2 separate regions of the Mus musculus genome follow, and region 1 is linked to region 2. A link is a loop called in an ENCODE intact Hi-C map of the cell type or tissue named here. Cell type or tissue: heart. All regions are shown on one strand.

What was found. Hi-C counts contacts between places; a loop is a spot of excess contacts. Peaks named below come from ENCODE experiments on the same cell type or tissue, not always from the same donor. Only the 100,000 strongest peaks of a DNase experiment are listed, where the experiment ranks them.
Region 1: it touches region 2 in a loop (3-fold over the local background); 4 of 42 quality-filtered maps call a loop at or near these places.

What each region holds. Positions count from the first base shown.
Region 1 is chr2:160,792,461-160,800,460 of GRCm38, forward strand. The region is part of intron 2 of Zhx3 (zinc fingers and homeoboxes 3); the gene reads right to left. Among named protein-coding and RNA genes, the nearest start is that of Plcg1, 65 kb to the left of the region's middle. In heart, a CTCF peak has its summit at 920 (motif pointing left); a DNase peak (open chromatin) is centred at 4,681.
Region 2 is chr2:160,616,750-160,624,749 of GRCm38, forward strand. It overlaps LOC115489488 (a long non-coding RNA gene), which reads right to left and starts at 3,318. Exons shown (of 3, transcript NR_168354.1): 1 at 3,083-3,318. In heart, a CTCF peak has its summit at 5,313; DNase peaks (open chromatin) are centred at 3,262, 3,632, 4,522 and 5,322; H3K27ac peaks cover 1,474 bases.

The sequences.
Region 1 (8,000 bases), 180 kb after region 2:
AAAGTACTAGCCTCTCTGCCCTCTCCTTCTCCTCCTCCTTCTTAACCGCCTCAATCTCTAGCAGAGTTGAGCACACAGTATACACTCATAGATGTTGAGTCTACAATGACAAAGATACAGGGAAGGACTAGCTTCTCATGGAAGTCACAACCAGACAGAAAAGGATCTCACACAAACAGGTTAGGCTGAAATGTCTGTTCATCAACAGCTAGAGTCATTCACAAGCTGCAATCAACACTTTAATCAAAAGTATTTCAAATGTGTCACAATGAAGAGTTAGAGAAAATAGCCTCTAATGGTCAGAAGACTGGGACTGGCTTAGAAGCCTGGGGACTAGCCACAGAAACAGGATGGCTAAAACCACATTCCATATCCATTAAATACTGATGGCCAGACAGACCTTACCAGAATAGAGGCACTGAAATGAGCCTTTGATGTAGTTTCCACAGAAAGCCACCAACATGATTAAAGGACTAGAAAATGAGATTTATGGGTTATGGTCAGAGGAACAGAGACAACTTTGCCTAGACAAGAGAAAAGGCTAAAGAGTGACTTAATAACCATTTTCAATCATTGTTATTACACAGACAACAGTAACCAGATGGTCTCCATTTCCACCAAAGACAGAATATTGAAAAGTACTTAAGCTGCAGCATTTAAAAAAAAAAGTTGTCTAGGTTAACAAAGAACCTGACAGTTAAGAACTAGAATACAGTGAAACAGACCCAGGGAGTGTGGGGTGTAGCATTTCTGAACCCCTTATTAGACTGGAAAGCAGCAAAAGAGAAGGGCGTGTTCAGGCAGTCCTTTGTTGAGAGCCATTTCTCAACTGGCTACTCCTCAAAGCTTCTAACAACTAACCATAAGAAACAAAAAAGAAGGTATGAACATTGAAGCATAGCACCCTCTGGTGTACATAACTGTCCTTCGATCAAGGAACATTCTTGAAGTCATGCTTCTCAATATCTGAGATCCAAATCATGATAAAACTTAGACAAATGTACAAAGTTACTATAGGATTCATTTATCACTATATCTTCTATTATCAAGCATATACCATGCACTCCCTTTGGAACAAGGATTACCATAAAGGCAACTTCAACTCCCATACTTAGTCAACACTGGTATCACCCAATAGCCTTCTGAATGTTGAGTTCAGACTTTGGTACAGCAGTTGTACCAAAGTTGGCAGGTGAGCACTTCGTGTTGAGGCATGATAATACCATCTGCCAAATAATACGAATTTGCCGAATTTTTTAAGTGTATCTATCATGTACAAAAGTAAGGAAACAACATGCTTCTGTTCTGTTATAGTTAATGCTACACACAGCCCTTCCTCACTAATACCACAGTCCTCCTAGAAACATAGGATCAGGATATACATGTTGAGATATCCCATAATACGGTACCAATTTCTGTCTTAGTTAGGGTTTTTATTATTGTGACAAAACCATGACCAAAAGCAATTTGGGAATGAAAGGGTTTATGTCATTTTATACTTCCAGGTAACAAACCATCACTGAGGGAAGTCAAGGCAGGAATTCAAACAAGGCAGGAATTCAAACAAGGCAGGAACTGAAGCAGAGGCCATGGAGGAGTGCTACTTACTGGCTTGTTTCCTTAGCCTGCTTTCTTCTTCTTTTTAAAAAAAATACTTATTTATTTTATGTATATGAGTACACTGTAGCTGTCTTCAGACACAACAGAAGAGGGCATCAGATCCTATTACAGATGGTTGTAAGTCACCATGTGGTTGAACTCAGGACCTCTGGAAGAGCAGTCAGTGCTCCTAGCGACTGAGTCATCTCTCCATCCCCTAGTGTGCTTCCTTATGTCATTCAGGACCTGCCCAAGGGTGGTACCCACAGTGTGCTGGACCCTCTTACATCAATCACTAAGAAAATGCTTGACAGACTTGCCTTATGGAAGCATTTTCTTAACCTAGAGTCCCTCTTCCCAAATGACTCTAGCATCTGTCAAACTGACATAAAACTATGCAACTCACTACTCCCTACATCCCAAATTCTAACAGGCTGTGCTTACTCTTCATAAGATATATCTTCTTTTGCCTTTATCTTTTTTATTTTTGCTTTTATTATTATTATTATTTTTAATACAAAAGGCATTCAGCCAGAAACCTTCTGCCGGCTGGATGAAGGTTTACATGCCTGTAAAGCTAGCAACTGGGAAGCTGAGGCTAAAGAATTATTCATTCAAGGTCCCTCTGGGCTACATAAATAGACTCTTTCTCAAAATAAATGAGAATTTTAAAAATCCTTTATTTTAAAAAAGATTTATTTATTTTTATTTTGAATGTTTGAGTGTTTTGTCTGCATGCATATATGTGTATCACATGCATGCCTGGTACCCTTGGAAGCCAGAAGAGGGTATTAGATCCCTGGAACTGGAGTTCCAGATTGTAAGGAGCCATGTGGGTACTGGAAACTGAACCCAGATCTTCTGGAAGAGCAGCAGGAACTACTCTTTACTAAGCCATCTCTCCACTCTTTAAAAAGAATCTTTTATACTCCTCTCCATAACTTTAGTCATCTTGGTAGCAGATGGCAAGCAAGTTCATTTTCATGATATACATACTTCTTGCATGTGATTCACCTTGCCAAGAAGATGATGTATTCTAAATGAGTCTCACAGTTTTGCTGAGAGGAACAGACAGACACAGGTAAAACCTGAAGCTCATAGTTCTATGGGCACACTTAAAAGGAAAAGGCAGCCAGGCAGTGGTGGCGCACGCCTTTAATCCTAGCACTCGGGAGGCAGAGGCAGGTGGATTTCTGAGTTCCAGGCCCGCCTGGTCTACAGAGTGAGTTCCAGGCCAGCCAGGACTATATAGAGAAACCCTGTCTTGGAAAACAAACAAACAAACAAACAAACAAACACAACAACATTAAATAAATAAATAAATAAATAAATAAATGGGAACATTAGAGAACAGTTAGCAAATGTCCCTAAGGACACCAGGCAGAGTTCACATCCTGTGAGTGAGAGAACAGGACACATTGAATGAGAAGGGGTTGTGTAGGCAGGAGAGGGGAATATGCTTCATTCTAGGTGTAAAAGGCCCAAGGTTTAAAAATGGCTCAGTCACCCCTTAGAGCATGGAACCATGCAACACACTTTCCCATATTCTGCCATGTCTTTAAGGAGTAATAAGAGAAAGGCCTGGAGCATATTAATCCGCTACTAGGACAGTATATACCTAATGGTCAAACAACACAAAGACCATGCTCTAGTTCCACAGCAGTGAGCCAGTCAGGGTCAAGTCAGGCTGCAAGCACAGAGTGTGGCTGGGACAGCAATTTCTCTGACTCCCTTCTTAGTTCCCTTGCCCGGCACAACCGACAGCCTCATCCCAGACCCACCCCTACTTCTGCTGCACTGTACACTGCCTCAAACTCTCAAGCACAGTGTTCCTCCTCAACAAGATTTATCTGAGCAAAATCTGTTAAGTTTTATCACTCTGCCTCTATCACATTATACTATGGAATACAAGCGAAGTTTGGTGGCCAAGCTGGTACATGTGATTAGAATTTTGAGAACAAAACCCTAGACCTATAAACCAAATACCATCCTCTGCCTAAATGACCTGTTTTGTTCTTCCTCAAAGCCATCTTTGCCCACTATTTTATATTGATAAACTGTCTCCTAGCCCCCAAGATAGGAGAAGGGATAGCTATTACTCTCTTTTCAGTTTGGAGTTACCTATTTCTTTCTTTTTCTTTTTCTTTTCTTTTCTTTTTTTTAGGTATTTTCTTCATTTACATTTCCAGTGCTATCACAAAAGTCCCCCATACCCTCCCCACCCCATTCCCCTACCCACCCACTCCCACTTCTTGGCCCTGGCGTTCCCCTGTACTGGGGCATATAAAGTTTGCACAACCAATGGGCCTCTCTTTCCACTGATGGCCAACTAGGCCATCTTCTGCTACATATGCAGCTAGAGACACGAGCTTGGGGGGGGGGGGTACTGGTTAGTTCATATTGTTGTTCCACCTATAGGGTTGCAGATCCCTTTAGCTCCTTGGTTACTTTCTCTAGCTCCTCTATTGGGGGCCCTGTAATCCATCCAATAGCTGACTATGAGCATCCACTTCTGTGTTTGCTAGGCCCCGGCATAGTCTCACAAGAGACAGCTATATCTGGGTCCTTTCAGCAAAATCTTGCTAGTGTATGCAATGGTGTCAGCGTTTGGAGGCTGATTATGGGATAGATCCCTGGATATGGCAGTCTCTAGATGGTCCATCCTTTTGTCTCAGCTCCAAACTTTGTCTCTGTAACTCCTTCCATGGGTGTTTTGTTCCCAATTCTAAGAAGGGGCAAAGTGTCCACACTTTGGTCTTTGTTCTTCTTGAGTTTCATGTGTTTACAAATTGTATCTTATATCTTGGGTATTCTAAGTGTCTGGGCTAATATCCACTTATCAGTGAGTACATATCATGTGAGTTCTTTTGTGATTGGGTTACCTCACTCAGGATGATACCCTCCAGGTCCATTTCAAACTGAAGAACACCAAGCAAAAGGGTTTAGCTAGGGAAATGGCTTGTTGAGCACTCGGGAGGATGTTGAGTGTACAGCCTCCTGAGAGAAAAGAGAAACCTGACCGAGTACTGTAAAAGTAGGTCACTGCTTCAATAGCTGGCAGCATGCCCCATCTTGTTTCTGACTTCAGTGTCACAAGAAAGGAACTGCCCAGTCTTAGAATAGGTGCTCCACCACCAGCTGGCTACCTCAGCCTGGCCTTCCAGCTGGCATTCTAGAAGCAGCACACAGGCCAGGGCACTGTGGAGTTCACCAAGCCTTTGTCATTGCTGACATGAAAGAGAGATGGTGAGGTTTTTCTATTTTGTTTTGGACAAGCTGGGAGAGAGTTCAAGGCTGTCCTGTGAGTATTTCCTCAAACTTATTAGCAGGGTTCAGTGAGATCACTGCTGTATGTGCAGGCAGCCTTGGCTGCTAAGGCATCAAAATTCTGGCTCTGTTGGGGAAATAAAAAAGCTGTGTTTTTCCCAAAAGGGGGGAGGATAAGAATTACTGATGGAGAATATCAAATGCCAGTAGACTAGAAATAATGAAGTTTTTTTGGTGTAAACTTACATAATGCTATTAACCTTTGTTCACTGTGAAAAAGAAATGACAAAAAAAAAAAACCTCTGTAACTTTGTTGATTTAACCTAAGTTTATATTTAATCAATCAAAGTGAATGCAAGTGAAGTCAAGTATGCCTATAATCCCAACTCTTAGAAGACTGAAGCAGGAGGATTGTCACAAGTTTAAAGACTAAGAGTGAAATCTTGTCTCATAATTAAAAAATAAAGGCAAGACTTGAAAAACATCAAAAAGTAAGTCATTATTTTGCAAAGTTGTGCTCAGCCAGACTGACTATGCCTTGTAAGGTAGAGACCTCACGTTCCTAGGCTCCTTTTTATGGTTAGAGCTACTGATATATTAAAAATGGAAAGTTATATATCTACCAAATACCATATGATTCCAAGCTGCAAGTAAGAAACCCAATTTAAGATGGCTCACAATAAAGGAGTGTTCTGACATGTGAAACAAAGTTCAGTGCAGGGTGGCTTCAGTTTGACTTAGGTATTCTACTTTGTTAGTCTATCCTAAGGGTACCTTCCCTAATCAAGGGTAACAAACAACAATCCCAAGCTTCCAATCCCCCCAAATATAGGTCAGAAGGAAGGCTGACTTTGGGGGTAGGGCTGTTACAAGACTGAGGACTGTTTTTGGTTTTGTTGTTGTTGTTCTTTTGTTTGTTGTTTTTTTTCCTCCCAAGCTCCTTACAAACTTTCTGGGTCATAGCCAGCCCTGAACTCTCCACTGGCACTATGGCCACTGGATTCATCCTGGGTTAACATGTGGAGTTACATGGCTTAGTTAAGTAACCAAGACCCAAGGTTAGAGCTCAGAAGGAAGTCCTTTTTGTATGAGAATGAAAACAAACATGATTTGCTAATACAGAGAGGGAGGAGGGAGGGAGGAGGAGGGACATGGTGAAAGTACAGAGTTGTCTCTTTATCTGATACATAATTTGACCCTCAGAGTGCTAATATTAAGAGAAATGTACTTTGAGTGGTACTGTTTCATTACTTAATAACCATAAATACGTAATGCCTGTCCAGAGGCAATTCCTCCTGGAGGACACTCAGGTAGAAGCATGCCTTGGAGCTCTGCATAAGGAAACCAGGCAAAGGTACAGTGAAATGCATGCAAGGGCTATGCTTATATTGCTCTCCAGAAGGCAAGGCACAGACAGCAAGTTATTATTATCTGGTGTTGTTTTAGTAGCTGGATCAGATGATGTGGTCAGATCCTTCCTTTCAAATGATCTTAGGAATGGTAAGGTAAGGACTGACTTAAGAACAAGATTTCAGAAAATGAGCTCAAACATGACCTCTAAATTGTTTCAAACTATTGTTATTTCAGACAATTCTCTCCATGTGTACTTGTGTGAGTGTGTGTGTGTGTGTGTGTGTGTGTGTGTGTGTGTGTGTGTGTGTGTGTGTATGTGTGTGTGATATAGACTTTTTTTTAATAAAAAAGATTGAGGGCTACTGGATATTTAGCTCAGGTAGATACAGGAAGAATTCAAAGCTAACAGAGTGCCTGTCTTCAAACAGTACAGCCACTGCCATCACCATTAACAAACAAACAAAATCACTGTAAGCCCTCACCAACTTTCTTGCATTTGTTTTGAGCCTTTCAATAATACCATGATTTAAATATCAACAGAACTTACAATTGACAATATAGTCAAAAACCATTTTCATATATACTCTTAGGGAAAGGGCTATAACATTCAAATCCTATCTAATATTTGTTCAGAGAATTTAAAAGTCAATTACATAGTGGGATAATAAATCTTCAAAAGCTAAGTAACTTGACTTAAGTCATACAAATAAGACACAACATCTGGGAATCAAAGCCAGGTATTTCAGATTCCAATGCTTATATATTTAAATCACAGCACAGTACTTCTGGCTGGCAAGAAGAAAAACACAAAAATCCTATAAGAATGAATACTACAAGAAAACATACTTCAGTGCAGAGCTAAGTCCTGAGATAATAGTGTCTATTCTGAGAAGTCAGAGAAGCAAATAGGGGAGGAAGTGCTCCATTTACTTCTAGAAGCTATGCGATCCCTGCTGATGCTAATGCCTAAACATTAGGCATATATCAGTCTCTGACCTATGACCCTTCTCTAGATACTGATAAAGTTGAAGATCAGTATTTCATATGCTTTAAGGCCTTTGCTCTCTTTAATAAAAAAGTCAGTTCTTTCTCTGACAAGCAAAGACTTCCTCTCTGTTCTGTAGGTATGACCACACCCAGTGGAATTGACTTTTAAATTCTCTGAATAAATATTAGATGGTATTTGAATGTTATAGCCCTTTCCCTAAGAGTATATATGATAAATAGTTTTTAACAATATATTGTCAATTGTCACTAGCATGCTAATGCTATGGAAAAAGATAATTTATCATAATAATTGTCTGAACAAAAGGCAATACTGTCTTGATCTGTATCATATGCTGGTCTCCATGTAACAGATATTTGTGGGCAATGTCCCTCTCATGCCTCAGCAATTTTACAAAACAACTGTCTTCAACCTACCTCAGGTCACTGCAGACCTCCTAACCTTCAGGATATGTTTCTAGTGTCCTAATATTCCAGGAAAGGAAGAAATGTTTCTATAAAAATGGGAAACTGGGGCTGGAGAGATGGCTCAGTGGTTAAGAGCACCGACTGCTCTTCCGAAGGTCCTGAGTTCAAATACCAGCAACCACATGGTAGCTCACAACCATCCATAATGAGACCTGATGCCCACTTCTGGTGCATCTGAAGACAGCTAAAGTGTACTTAGATATAATAATAAATAAATCTTTTAAAAAAATGGGAAACTGGGTGTAATGGTTTAAGCCTATAATACTAACACTCAGGAGACAGCACAATTGCTAGAGGCTTGAGACTGG
Region 2 (8,000 bases):
TTATTTATTATTATATGTAAGTACACTGTAGCTGTCTTCAGACACACCAGAAGAGGGCATCAGATCTCATTACAGGTGGTTGTAAGCTGGGATTTGAACTTAGGACCTTCAGAAGAGCAGTCAGTGCTCTTACACGCTGAGCCATCTCACCAGCCCAAGCCAGGTTTTTCTTCACTGGGGAAGAAGAGGCAGAAAAACTGGAAGTCAGAGTTTGGGAGAATTGGTGATAAACAGTATGCTGTGAACACTGTAGCTGACTTCAGACACACCAGAAGAGGGCATCAGATCTCATTACGGGTGGTTGTGAGCCACCATGTGGTTACTGGGATTTGAACTCAGGACTTCTGGAAGAGCAGTCAGTGCTCTTAATCACTGAGCCATCTCCTCAGCCCTGTTTATGATAAATTGGGCATCCTCCAATGAATGACCCTACACCCGGGCATGTGTGGGTGCTACTAATTGGAATCAGTAGGGATTAAAACAAAAAGCCTGTAAAGTTTGGAAGGGGATATAGAAAAGGGATCTCACTATGCAACCCTATGTGGCCTGAAATTCTACACATAAACCAGATGGGCTTTGAATTCAGAGATCTGTCTGCCTCTGCTCCCTGAATGCTGAGATTAAAGGCGTGCGTCACCACCACACTCAGGTTCTTGGCACAAGAGCAAAGAAACATAAAGTAAAACCAAAGGCCCAGCTGACGGGGCCTTAACCTCAGTTACTCAGCAGGCTGCAAGGAGAGGATCCAGACCAGCCTGTTCATCTCAGTGAGACCAAGTCAAAAACTACAAGAACCAGTGACAGGGGTGGAGATCAGTGCTGGAGTACCCCTAAATTCAATCTCAGCACTGCAAAAATAAAGAAAGAAACTAATGAAAAAATGTTAAATTGAAAGTTAAAATACCAATTACAGATTCTGGATCGGTTACAATTTTTGATGCTCTACCCAATGAAAGGGGATAAAGACAGGGTTTTTCTGTGTAGCCCTGACTATCCTAGAACTCACTCTGTAGACCAGGCTGGCCTCAAACTCAGAGATCCATCCTCCGAGTGCTGGAATTAAAGGCCACCACGCCCACCTTTCTTTGTTGTTTTGAGACAGGGTTTCTCTGTGTAGCTTTCCTGGCTGTCCTGGAATTCACTTCGTAGACCAGGCTGGCTTTGAACTCACAAAGATCTGCTTGCCTCTCTACCCCTCTTGTGCTGGGATTAAAGATGTTCACCACCAAGCCTGGTTCTTATTTTATTTTGAGACATATTTCTATGTGCATGTATGTGGCAGGGGTAAGGTGACTAATTGTACAGGAATGTACGTGAACGTGGGGGCCAGAAGAAGGTGTCAGATCCCCTGGAGCTGGAGTTTCGGGTAGTTGTAAGCTGCCAGATAAGGGTGCTAGGAACTGAATTCAGGTCCTCTGGAAGAGCAGTGAGTGATCTTAACCACTGAGACATCCCTTCAGTCAACAAACTCCACTTTTTTTTATTGTCAAAAACTTGTTATTGTTGCTGAACACTTCCATGGTATGTTTCTGTAACCACTCACAAATAAGGACGATTGTTTTTAAAATAAGGCCACTGGTTAAAAGAGGGCACACGTCTATCATCCTAGCCCTTGGGAGGACTCTACCAGGAAGATCAAGGACTCAAGCCCATCCTCAGTACATGGCTGGTTTGAGGCCAGCCTAAAGTATGCAAGACTCTTTCTTAAAAACAAAACAGTAGCCAGGCACCGGAGAGGCAGAGGCAAGTGGATCTCTGTGAGTTTGAGTCCAGCCTGGTCTTCAGAGCAAGTTCCAGGACAGCCAGGGCTATGCAGACAAACCCTGTCTTGAAAAACAAACAAACAAAACAACAACCAATCTACAAAAGACAAACAAAGGATCAAAGGCCAGGGGGTCAGGGACCTGGCTCTTGCTGTGTCCATGCAAGAAAGGACAATGCTTTCAACTTGGGTAGTTAAAAAGAAGGACCAGAGTGTGTGTTGGCAAGACTTGAAGACAGATGATGCGGGGCTGAGGGAAGGGGAGGAGAAAGGGGGAAGAGAAAAGGGGGGGTGGGGTGCGGCTTTCTAGTTTGGGCAATTAAGTAGACAGATGGTGGTGTCATTCAATGGCTGAGAAGGGAAAAGAAGAAGAAAAACAGGTCTGGAAAGTTCAGCTTTGGAGCTGAGGCTCTGAGGGAGTGCCTGAGCGGAGTCTAGGATTCAGACCTCTTTTCTGTTCATCCACCAACTCAGAAGCCATGTATATATAGTTCCTCCTCTTGACTAGGCCACTTCTCTCCCACCCACAACCAGTCCTTTTTAGACATTCCGAGCTCAGGTCAAATGTCACCTAAACAGAAAATCCTTCCCCAGAGTCCGAGCCACAGTCAGTGTCAGGACAGGTAAAGATTCACACCGGTCTGATTTTGTCTTGACAGTATTCTATAAAAGCAACTTCCAGAGGCAGGGAAGGAGAGAAGAAACACTGGTTAACAGGTACAAAACTGAAGTTAGAAGGAAAGAAGGCGTCCTCCTTACTATAGGGTTACTATAATTAATAATAACTCAAATATTTCAAAATTGTTAGAGGGCTCCGCTGGTAAAGAGTATGTGTACACGCTTGGAGACCTGAGTTCCTCCCTTGGAACCTGTGCAAGGATGAAAGGGGAGAGTTGACTCCACAAAGTTATATTCAGACTCCACACAGCTGCTGTGGCACACATGCCCACACACAGACACACACAGACACACACACGTTATGCACACGATAATAATAGATACATAATTTAATTAAAAGAGAAAAACAAAGTGGAGGGCTCCTGAGTACTGACTGATATCAACACAAGGTTGATATCTGCCCTACACACACACACACACACATTGCGAAGGAGGGCACAGGGGAACAGGAGGAGGGAGTGATAAGAAAGAGGAGGACCAAAAGCAGAAGAAAAGATTTTTAATATTCTCATTTAAAAAAAAATTTGAAGGGATTTTCTAATTACTCTGATTGTGTCATAGAGCACATACCATTGCAACCATCAATCACCAAATTAATTAATTAATTAATTTTTTAAAACCTTAAAGCTTCCAGAAACTCACATGCATAACAGTGAACATTTCATTTCTCACCCGGGGTCTGTGGGTTAGCCGGGTTGGGCTGGCCTCCAAGTTCTGGGTCACACACAGCTGCCTCCCATGTCTGTTCTTTCTGTGTCCAGCTGAAGGACTCCCCGCTATCTGGGATTCTCATGGCCAAGGACAATTGCTTAAGAGGTGGAAAAGAAAGCACTCAGCGTCTCAGAGCTGGCAGCTGCCGCTTCCGCTCATACTCTTCTGGCTCAAGCGAGTCACATGGCTAAATCCAAGTATCAACAGAGTGAGGAAATGATATTCCTCTCGAAGTGGGGAGGGCTAGGTGACGTAAATATTTGCTGAGCAATAATATAATCTACCAAATGACCCCATCCCCCACCCCACCCCTCCATAGCCACTACATAGAGCAATCTATCTCTTAGGAAACACCATCTTTTATGAATGAGTGGGTGAATGAATGAATAGAGAAAATGTGCCTTTCAAGGCAAGAGGATTCTCTCCACGCTTCAAATGAGGAACTTGGGAATCACAGAAGGGAAGTGACTGGCCCCAAGGCCATGGGAAACCAGCCTGTCTGGCTCCTTCTGCTCTCTTCCCTACATAGAAGGAGTTATGCAGCAAAAATGTTACTTTTGTGCTAACCACGACCATATTACTCACCCTGTCCTCTCACCAAGGCTTAGTGAGAAGGTATATACCCACTCAGCGAGTAAGGTCATCTGCTGATTCAGATCTCTCTCTGACTGCAGGTGACACTTTGATTCATCATTTCCAGTTTTCCAAGTCCCAAATGCTATGAGTATGTTGAATGAGTGAGTCACTGCACTGTGAGGTTCTTCCTACCTTTTAAGTGTTCTGTAAATTCAGTGGACTATCCCACCTGGGCCTACCCCTAAGGTACAGATGCTAGGGAACAAGAAGTATCAAACACACAGTGAGAGGCAGAGGCATAGGGGATGTTTAAAAGGGCATGCTTTAAATAAGCAATCAGCAACTCTTCTGAAGTGGGGGTTACTTAAGCCTTTGGGGTCTGCGTGTCCTGTGGATAGCTACGTGAGTACAGCTTGCTTCTATAGGTGTGAATACAGGGATGTCTCTGCTCGCATGGGCTGCCATTGGAAATGGGTGTGACATATGGATCTAGTGGGTATTTCCCATCTGGAAATAGTTTCAAGTTTATACTAGCGTGCAAAGAGCAATTACTGGCTTGTTGGTTGGGAAACTCTTGAAAATCCTCCCCCTCCTCCTACACATTTGCCTGAGGCCTGTTTTCAGAAACACTGAGTCAATTTCTAGCCGCTCCTTCAGTAGCCAAGGCAGCAAGTACCTACCGTGTGCCAAGTGCTGAGCGAGAGCGACCAGGGTGACAGGTGGTGGCCAAAGTTGGCTAGGCCCACATTCATGCCATAGCTGACATAGATGGCACCCGACCATGAGCCAGACAGCGTGCTAAGTGCTCCCCGTGGATTATCGCGTTTAATCCTTGCAACAAGTTGATGAGGTAGGTGCTATTATTACCCTGCTTTCTAGCTGTGGAAACCAAAGTGCAGAGAGGCGAAGGAAGTTGCCCAAGGTCATATAACTAGCAGATGGCACAGCTGACATTTGACTCCCAGGCCTGGGCTCTAAACTGCTTCTCTACACTGCCTCCTATTAGGAACTTGCCCACATTCCTGGGCCAGTAAGTGGTGGAGTGAGAAATCACAGCAGAAATACCTTTGGCCACGCAAGACTCTGCCCTGAACATATAGTCACCCCTTCTCTCTTCCAACCTTCCTCATTTCTGGAGGCTACACTTGCATGCCGGTAACTTTGGGGAGCACTCTGAACCTTCCCTTTTCATAACATTCAAAAGGAACATTCCTTACCCTAAGAAGTCATAGAGGGGCTTGTTTTATAAGATGGCTCCTCCTACTAAGCAGTCATTTAAGATATGTTGGTGTGCTTCCTGGTTTCTAGGAATTGGGTGCAGCTAGCCAAGTGGGTTCCGGGAGTGAATCCATCCAACAGTCTCTATAACTAGTGATGTGCTGGGGTAGGGCGAGGAGGGGCAGGAAAAGGCCAGAGACATGCACTGAGTGAAATGTCAAGGGTTGAAAAATGCCCACAAAACTCAATTGAAGGAACAGTGGGATAAACAGTCCCCAGAAAGGAGGCAGCTTGGTTCGTCATCTTTCCTGTTTTTTCCAGCTTGGCCTGGTTCCAAAACCTCATCTTAGTCTTGTCAGGACTTTGGCCCTCTGCCCCAGGAAGGAGCCGCCAGGAGGCTTAGCAGGAGCCAAGTCTTCAAGGAAGTGATGTCTTTTGTGGGTCAAGAGAAAGCAAAGCGAGCAGTTTTCTGGAAGGGAGAAGATGGCAAGGAACAAAAACAGGCAAGGGCTCAGCTAGCAGACTCCCGCTTGAGCCGGTGCAGAAGCTGAGGTTTAGAATGAAGAAGCAAGGCTTACTGCTGATTGCCTCCCTGGCAGGGCTGGGGGGTAGCAGTACTGGGGGGGGGGCACGGGACGGGGGGGGGGGGGGGACGGACCGTGGACTGCATATACTAGCTGCTCACCCTCTCTTCAGGACAGAGCAGCCCTTTCTCCTCATTCCCCACATCTCCAGAAACATCTCCCCCTGCCTGCACTGGGTTACTTTAGAACACAGGTGTGGGTGGATCCCATAGGCACTGGAAGAGGACATCGTGTGGCTGCAGAGACAATAGTGCAAAGACTTTAGCTGTATTTTTTTTTCTTTTATTTCCTGTCGGGATTATAGATCCTGACAAAAGCAACTTAAAAAAGAAAGGGTTTGCTTTGTTGGGGGCTCACAGTTTTAGGGTACACAGTCCATCACAGCAGGAGGCAGGGAAAATTCCATTGCAGAAGAGTCTGGCAGCTGGATACATTGTATTGGCAGTCAAAAGGCACAGATGAAAGCTTGTGTTTATCTCTTTCTCCCTTTAATATGGTCCAGGATCCCATTCCAGATTAGGTAAGCACAGTGGGTGTGGTTGTCTTACCCACTCAGTTAACAAAGCAAGGTAATCCCTCCCAAGCCTGCCCAGATGCCCGTCTCTAAATGAATTCTAGATCGCATCAAGATAACAACTGAAATTAGCCATCACAGTGATGAGACTATTGAAAGAGTCAGCACCTCCCAAGCATCCATTGCATGTCTGTGCAGTGCCAGACACTTTTAACCTGTAATGTCACCCTATCATCTCACTAGCCCCGAGAAGATTACACCTCCATTTTGTAGATGGGTCACCTGGAGGAAACAGTTTCCTTTTCAACTCTGCCCATAACTGTCTCCCAAGCCCCAGACCAGGCTAGCCACTTTATTGTGGGCATGCCTATTTGAGCACCCTGATATTTCTGAAACTCTGAGCTGTCCTGAATATGACATCTTCCCCTCCCACAGATTTCTGGTTCCTAATCACAGCTTTCAGATTCAGAGCCAAGATCACCACCCATCTCCAAGTAGCAGCCTGGACCATAAGTCCAACCTCTGATTCTCTCTCAGTCACATGCTTTTCTTTGCTCTGAGATTTGTGGCATAAGTCATTATTCATGTTAGTGAAATTAATTTTAATAACATTTAAACCCAATTTTTCAAAAAAAATGTTACTATTTCAACATGTAATGATGCAAAAATTGACATTTTGGGGCTGGAGACATGCTGTTCTTACAAAGGACTTGGGTGTAGTTTCTAGAACCCACATGACAGCTCACAACCATCCATAACTCCCCCATTCCAGAGGACCCTATACTCTCTTCCAGCCTCTTCAAAGACTGCATGTGCATAGGACATGGTCATATCCAGGCAAATCAGTTGCATGCATGCAATAAAAATAAATAAATCTTTTAAACATTATTGATATTTTATTTTTATACTAAGACATGGAAATCTGGTGTGTATCTTATACTGATAGCCCATTTTGATTTGGACAATCTAGTAACAAACACCAGGAGCCAGTGGCCCCAGATTTAACAACACATCTTTAAAGAATATTTAAAGCTTTTTCTTGTTCTTGGGACTGTAAATTTAAGAAAAATTCTAGACATTCTGCAAGGGGAAAAAGTAGTTTAAGTCAAATAAGTATTGAAAATAATAAAGTGAAACTAAGTTTTTTCCTTTAAGGATGTCCCCAAGTCCTCTCTGTGCTCGTGTAAGTGTGATAATAGAAACAGAATGGAAATCATGTAGCATTTCCCTCGACTTATCTGAGCTCAGAGCTCAGCTTTCAGAAAGCATCTCTGGGGACTGGTGTCCAGAGGAGCACACTGTTGCAAATGTTGTTTGGGACGCATCCTTGACACAGGAAGAACCACTGTGGGTATCTTGGTACTTGAAACATGACTACTGCATTGACATATTCTGGGAAGATAAGAGGCCAGGATTGAAACTGGTTGGCAAAGGGAGAGAGAGACAGAGACAGAGACAGAGACAGAGACAGAGACAGAGACAGAAACAGAGAGACAGAAAGAGACAGAAAGAAAGAGGGCCAGGCATGGTGGTATGCTTTTAATCACTCCTTTAATCACAGCACTTGGATCTTTGTGAGTTCAGGCCAGTCTGTTCTACAAAGTGAGCTCCTGGACAGCTCGTTTTTTTTTTTTTTGTTTTTTGTTTTTTGTTGTTTTTGTTTTTTTCGAGACAGGGTTTCTCTGTGTAGCCTTGGCTGTCCTGGAACTCGCTCTGTAGACCAGGCTGGCCTCGAACTCAGAAATCCACCTGCCTCTGCCTCCCGAGTGCTGGGATTAAAGGCATGCGCCACCATGCCCGGCTGACAGCTCGTTTTTATACAGAGAAACCCTGTCTCTGAAACAAACAAACAAACAAACAAACACACACAAAACAAACAACAAGGACAAGAAAGAAAGGGGTGTATGTGCTGTTGCTGATGGTGTGTGTATGTGTGTGTGTATGTGTGTATGTGTGT